Regions from separate parts of the Homo sapiens genome. Here region 2 is linked to region 1. A link is a loop called in an ENCODE intact Hi-C map of the cell type or tissue named here. Cell type or tissue: psoas muscle. All regions are shown on one strand. Each heading gives the region's core, and the rest is flanking DNA. Links, peaks and the distances in the headings are about the cores only. Region 1 overlaps ACACA (acetyl-CoA carboxylase alpha). Region 2 has its middle 34 kb from the start of MIR2909.

What was found. A loop is a pair of places that touch in the nucleus more often than their neighbours do. Peaks named below come from ENCODE experiments on the same cell type or tissue, not always from the same donor. Only the 100,000 strongest peaks of a DNase experiment are listed, where the experiment ranks them.
Region 2: it touches region 1 in a loop (4-fold over the local background); 3 of 110 quality-filtered maps call a loop at or near these places.

Annotation. Positions count from the first base shown.
Region 1 is chr17:37,123,600-37,126,514 of GRCh38, forward strand. ACACA (acetyl-CoA carboxylase alpha) reads right to left here. Exons shown (of 56, transcript NM_198834.3): 48 at 2,099-2,195. Among named protein-coding and RNA genes, the nearest start is that of MIR2909, 91 kb to the left of the region's middle. In psoas muscle, for the core only: no CTCF peak of the experiment used is centred there; no DNase peak of the experiment used is centred there.
Region 2 is chr17:37,066,476-37,069,390 of GRCh38, forward strand. No RefSeq gene overlaps it. Among named protein-coding and RNA genes, the nearest start is that of MIR2909, 34 kb to the left of the region's middle. In psoas muscle, for the core only: no CTCF peak of the experiment used is centred there; a DNase peak (open chromatin) is centred at 1,456; H3K27ac peaks cover 1,100 bases.

The DNA of each region.
Region 1 (2,915 bases), core at 119-2,618:
TGGTTGTTAAATTGGCTAGTGAAAATGGATTCCTGTCATCACAAGAGGGCTGACAAGGGCCTGAGTGGAGACCACCCACCCCCTTGTCACTTGCCTGCACTGAATCAGAATCAAAAGCCCTCTAGACAACCAGACAACGAGCAGGAGATACACAGGAGGGTTTAGAAATATTTCTGTTCACAATGATTAACAATCCAACTGGAAACTTGTAATTGCAAAAGCCACCCTAAATCGGTAACTTATAACTTATATATTAGGGCCCATGTGACCTAATAAAGAACATCTTTATCCAAGTATTACAGTTATTTATTGAACTTGAAAACAGCTCAGAACAACTTCTGTTTTCTATTATACTTCATATAAATTTTATCAGGCTAGCACATGAAGATGCTACATCTTGTTTTATAGTGTGTCCCTGGACAAGGTGCCATGGAATAATAAAAGACAATTTACAGCCAATAGCACACATATTCCAAACATACATACCAAAGATGAGTTTTGGCAGCACTTACAGTAACAATCCCAGACGAATACATTTATATTTATTTCTTGAAATGCCATTGCTTTTGAAAGAAGCTAGAGCTCCATTTGTGTTTTATATACTTGTGAGTATGTGTATACGTTTGGAGTAAGAAGCCCAGAACTCGTCAGATAGAAAGAAAGGAGGAAGTCAGAGTGAGTGTTGCAATAAACAATGACAGAGCTAACCAAAGCCAAGCTTGACTGATCTTGGTCGCAAAGCAATCCCTATTCTTCTAATCATAAGTGTAAAGTATTTTTCTCTTATTTCCCATGGGAGGATCTTAAAGAACTTAACAAAGGTTTGGCTTTCTGAGACTTAAAATCTGTCATGTTTTTTCACAGACAGGAAAATTGAAGCAGAATAGATGAGACAAATCTCAAAAAAGTTGGTCTTAGTGTGCCGTGAGGAATCTAACAAGCTGATACAGGAGTCGAGTATCAGGGTTCTCGCTCCAGTGTATCTCCTACTTCCAAGCTCCCCACTGGGAATTTTACCAGGCACAGAGAATACTTCTCACTGGGACTGAGAAGCCTGGGGTGAGATAAAAGACCTGAGACTTTAAAGAAAACAGACAGGTAGGCTCTGGGACATTCAGTCTGAGCTGACTCCAGGCCAGAATCCTATTCAGAGTCACAGAGGAAGACCCTGTCTGTGGGATTTGCCCTCTGATGGCTTCTTGTCACAGGCAGCATGGAGGCGTGCTGACCTGCTGTACTGAGAGAACCACAGAGCCTAGAATTATTTTCAAGGCTAGAATCTAAATCTCAACCCAATGTGGCATGTTTGAGAATCTTGAGCAGGTGCCACTTTTCACCAAGATAAGGAAAACTGATTGCCCCCAGAGGAAGGTGAGCTCCAGATGCGGTCCCTCAGCAGCATGTCTCTGCAGTGCAGAAGTAGATTAAGATCAGTCGTGGCAGGTGCTCGTTATAGCTCGTTATAGCAAGCACTACAGATTATTTTGCACAGAGCTTGCTGTTGAGTGAAGCACTTCTTAGAGTAGGTATTAAAATTTAATAGAAACTTCAATTTCCCACTTCAAAAATATAGGTATCTTGGCAACCTATTTCAGCTTATTTTACTCCTGTTTCAGGTAAACTTTTTTTTTTTGGCAATTCACATCTGATTATAATCCAATATAGTACATTTGTCACTTAAATAATCTCGGTGCCACGAAGAACCTCTTTCCAGTTACATAGAAAAGCAGATGAGTCTCTGAATCACTTGTCACCTATTCCTGAAAGAAAATTGTCTTTGGGAGAGGGAAAGTCATTGGTGGGCTCTGGCTATTGTAGTTGGGCTTTACAGCTCCCAAAGTGTTTTTCCTGAAACATTATAAAAAGGAAGTGTTGTCAAAATTAGCCTTCAGATTAAACGCATCATTGGAGTGACACACAAAATGGCAACTGAGAACCAGCACTCCAATTATTTTGCCTTGGGCATGGCTATAATCCAATATTCTCAGACAGTTCAGACAAAGAGAACATTATTGGTATATATCTATAGAGCCATGGCTCTTTCTTTCTTATTTTTAGTTGGGAGGAAAAAGAGCTGCCAAAACAAAAGAGCTCTTACCTGGCTCTACCAACCACCACAGTCTGTGCCCAGGGCTGCATAATCTCTGAGAAAGATCCATAGTCAAAAAAGCCACTCAACCACTGACCTTTTTGGGCTACAGAAGGGAAAGAAAGAAAACAGAGAATAAGGACAGTGAATCCATTGACAATGTGCTGGAACTGACGAATTTAAGGTGGTTTGGGGGATTATTTTGGGGAGTTTGTTGTTTTTAACCAAATTATAATAGATGGAAGCATTAGGCAGCTGAATGTTCATCTGCCTTCAGACATCATCTCCTATTTCATTTGCTAGTCTGCATAAAAAGAATCATTTATCAGCAAAAGCATCATTTATTGTTAAATGACAAGGTTTAGCTAGCAGAGAGAGTTTGCATGCTTTTAAATAAATAACTTGACTTTCTTCAAGACACTACAAACATTTGTCAAAAGGCTGCCAAGTCATTAAAGATATTTTCAAAATGTCTATTTCTATTTTAAAACTTGCCTTACAATTTTGTTTGATTCCACTGACTTTCTTTTAACTGAAGGCTAAAAACAACCAAACAATAAGTATTAATGATCAGATAAGGATCCAAATTTGGAGGGAAAAATAGGAACTCAGTTTCTCCGCTACAAAAGCAACAAGATATATCTACTTTATTAAACAGCTGATAAAGTATAACCTTTCTACAAAAAAGGGCCACATATTCTTGACAGATAGTAAAAATACAATGGTTAAGATGCACATACTTAATGCCATTAATCTTCCTTGCACATAGAATTTCCTTCACTGGCAAGACCCAAAATTTTCAACATGTTAGTTTAAAAAAAAAACT
Region 2 (2,915 bases), core at 159-2,658, 57 kb before region 1:
TCTGGCTGGTGGGGTGGCCCGAGCCAGGGGGGCCCACGTTCGGCTGCTGACGGCGGTCCACAGGAGGGGAGGGTCTGTTGGGCGGGGGAGCCTCTCTCTGCCTTGCTTCCTTTTAGGGTGAGCCTTTGGTTCTCCTGTCCCAAACCGAGGGGGGCCACGTGGGAGCCGGCAGCACACACTGGCCACCACTGACCGCTCCTGCTGTCCTGGCACTTCCGCCCCCTCCCAAAACGGCAGCCCACAGTGACTGGTCGCAAGTGCCATCAGAAATGTGCGCCGCTTACGAGGCTGTCAACCAGGCTGGTTCTTCCAAAGTCGTCCATTACCAGATAAGTGAAGGTAAAATAGTGATGCTTTATTAATTGCAGGTATGGCACGGGTTTTTATACCTGTTTATATACACTTGCTCCGGAGCGGAAGGACTTTCTCATCTCTCCTTGCCTCTCCCCCACCCCCAGAAGAGAATTTCAACTTTAAGACAAACAACTTCATTTACAAGTGTGTCTCTAATTAGCTGCAGAATTAGGAAAGCTGAGCTTTCCCCCATAGATCCGCTCAACCCTCGAGGGAGACTGGTGGAATAGAGAGAATCGCATTTCCAATTATTTTGTTGAATTGCTAATTTAGTTATTGTGCCTGGTGTAATTGTGATGGGTATTGGGTATGCAATTCAATTTGTTTTAAATATTTGTGGGAAGGCTGATCAGTAATGGAGCTGACCTATTTTGTGGCCCAAATTGAGAAAAAAAAAAAAGACTAAAACACAACAGCCACAAAGATACAGTTTGTTTCCATTTTTATTTTGATCTCTCTCATCCCTCTTAAGATCATTGATGCAACAAAAGGATTAAATTAAAAGATGACAGCACTTTGATCTTCTCCCTTTGAAAGCTTAACTGTCCTTGGTAGTTTAATATGCAGATATTTTAGGGTAGAGTCTAGATGCATTGCTGGAGTTGAGTAGTTTCTGCCTCCTAAAATTGCATTTCTGCATGTGCCTAAAAGTGATTTGGGGTACTCAACTTTCTAATAGTGTGTAAAGTAGTGGAGGTGTATCTGTAACAAATAACGCAAAGCCGTGAGAGCCACAAGTTCGCCACTCCTACTGGGCAGAAGTCCATTCCAGAGTCCCGGAACCTTCCCTCCAGGCAGCACCACGTGCAGAGGTTGGTGGCCAGGAACCCCACCCCGGGTGTTTGCATAAAGCTCACCCATTGGGAGCCCTGCTCCTGGTTGATTTGAGCCTGTGCAGGTGAGAGGAGGGCTAGGTGACAAGTTCCCTCATGGCTGGCGGTGACTCTGTGGAGCTAGCTCCTTGAGGGCCAAGCTCCAATGTCCCTCTTCAGCCAGAGTCTGGACCGGGAGGTATGGGCCAGGGAAAATCTGTGATGTAATCTTGTTTACATGCCTATTGGATGCTGAGTCATAAACACAGTCTGGGCCTGGGCCAGGGCTGTGGCTTGAAATCAGAGCTCTGCTGGGACCTGAGGTCACAGAAATAGATTGCAGGAGTTGAGCCTTGGGCACGTACGACCGAGGTTGCTTACAGGTGACTGGAAGCCCTCACCTTCCACAGCATCCCGCCGGGCCCGCCAGGCGTCCTCAGACACAGGCTAACTAGGGCTTGGTTGGGCAAGATCAGAGGGTGGCGGACCAGAGCAGATTTTGAGAAAAGGTTATAATAAAATGGGTCATAGATGCGGCTGTTGTAATGAATTTGATCCTAAAGGATTCGTTTTGTAACTCGATTAGCTTAGCAAGGTGCCAGGGTCAATTTCCGTGCTTAGCTGCTAAAGAGAAGTTTAAACTTCATTACTCTTACGTGAGAGCTCACCGGGACCAACTGGAGGAACTCAGCCCCAGGTGGATCCCTTTTAACAAGCTGTTCTGGAGGAGCTGGGCGAGGACAGCTGATGGCCGCAGCTGCTGATCCTGAGGAGGGGCTGGGTCCCGTGTGAGGACAGATAGGAGGGTGACCATTGAACCAGCCAGGCTGGAGCTGAAAAGAAACTGGCAAGCAGCTAGAGCAGCTGGGGATGGAAGGAGGAGGAGGCGTTTGTGGAAACAGCTGCAGGGCAGGAGGGCAGGCTGCGGGGTAAGGTCTGTGTAGCCTCTACCCCGTGATGGTGGTGGTTGTTATTATTTGAGACAGTCTCGCTCCGTCACCCAGGCTGGAGTGCAGTGGTATGATTTCTGCTCACTGCAACCTCCACCTCCCTAGTTCAAGCGATTCTCCTGCCTCAACCTCCTGAGAAGCCAGGATTACAGGTGTACGCCACCACGCCCAGCTAATTTTTGTATTTTTAGTAGAGACAGAGTTTTGCCATGTTGCCCAGGCTGGTCTCCAACTCCTGACCTCAGGTGATCCACCCGCTTTGGCCTCCCAAAGTGCTGAGATTATAGGCATGAGCCACCATGCCCAGTCTCCATTTTTTTTCTACAGTGTTGTTATTGAGGTAGAATTTACATACCATAAAACTCACCTGTTGTAAATGTACAATTCCATGGTTTTTGCTACATCTGTGGAGTTGTGCTGCCACTAACACGGCCCATGTTTAGGACATTCTTATCACCCCACAAGTTCCTCTAGCTTTGCCGGAACTCCCTGCTCCCAGCCCCAGGTAATTTGCCTTCTTTTCTGAACATTTCATTTAAAAAGAATCATACAATCTGGAGTGTTTGTGTCTGGCTTCTTTCGCTTGGCATGAGGTGTTTATATCTTTATTGTAGCATATATCAGTACATTCCTTTTGATTGCTGACTAGTCTTCCATTGTGTAGATATACCACATTTTGTTTATCCACGTGCCTATTCATGAACATTTGGATTGTTTCCAGATTTGGGCGATTATATATGAAGCTGATAGGAGCAATCACAAGCCTTTGTGAAAGATGTTTTCATTTCCCTTGGGCAGA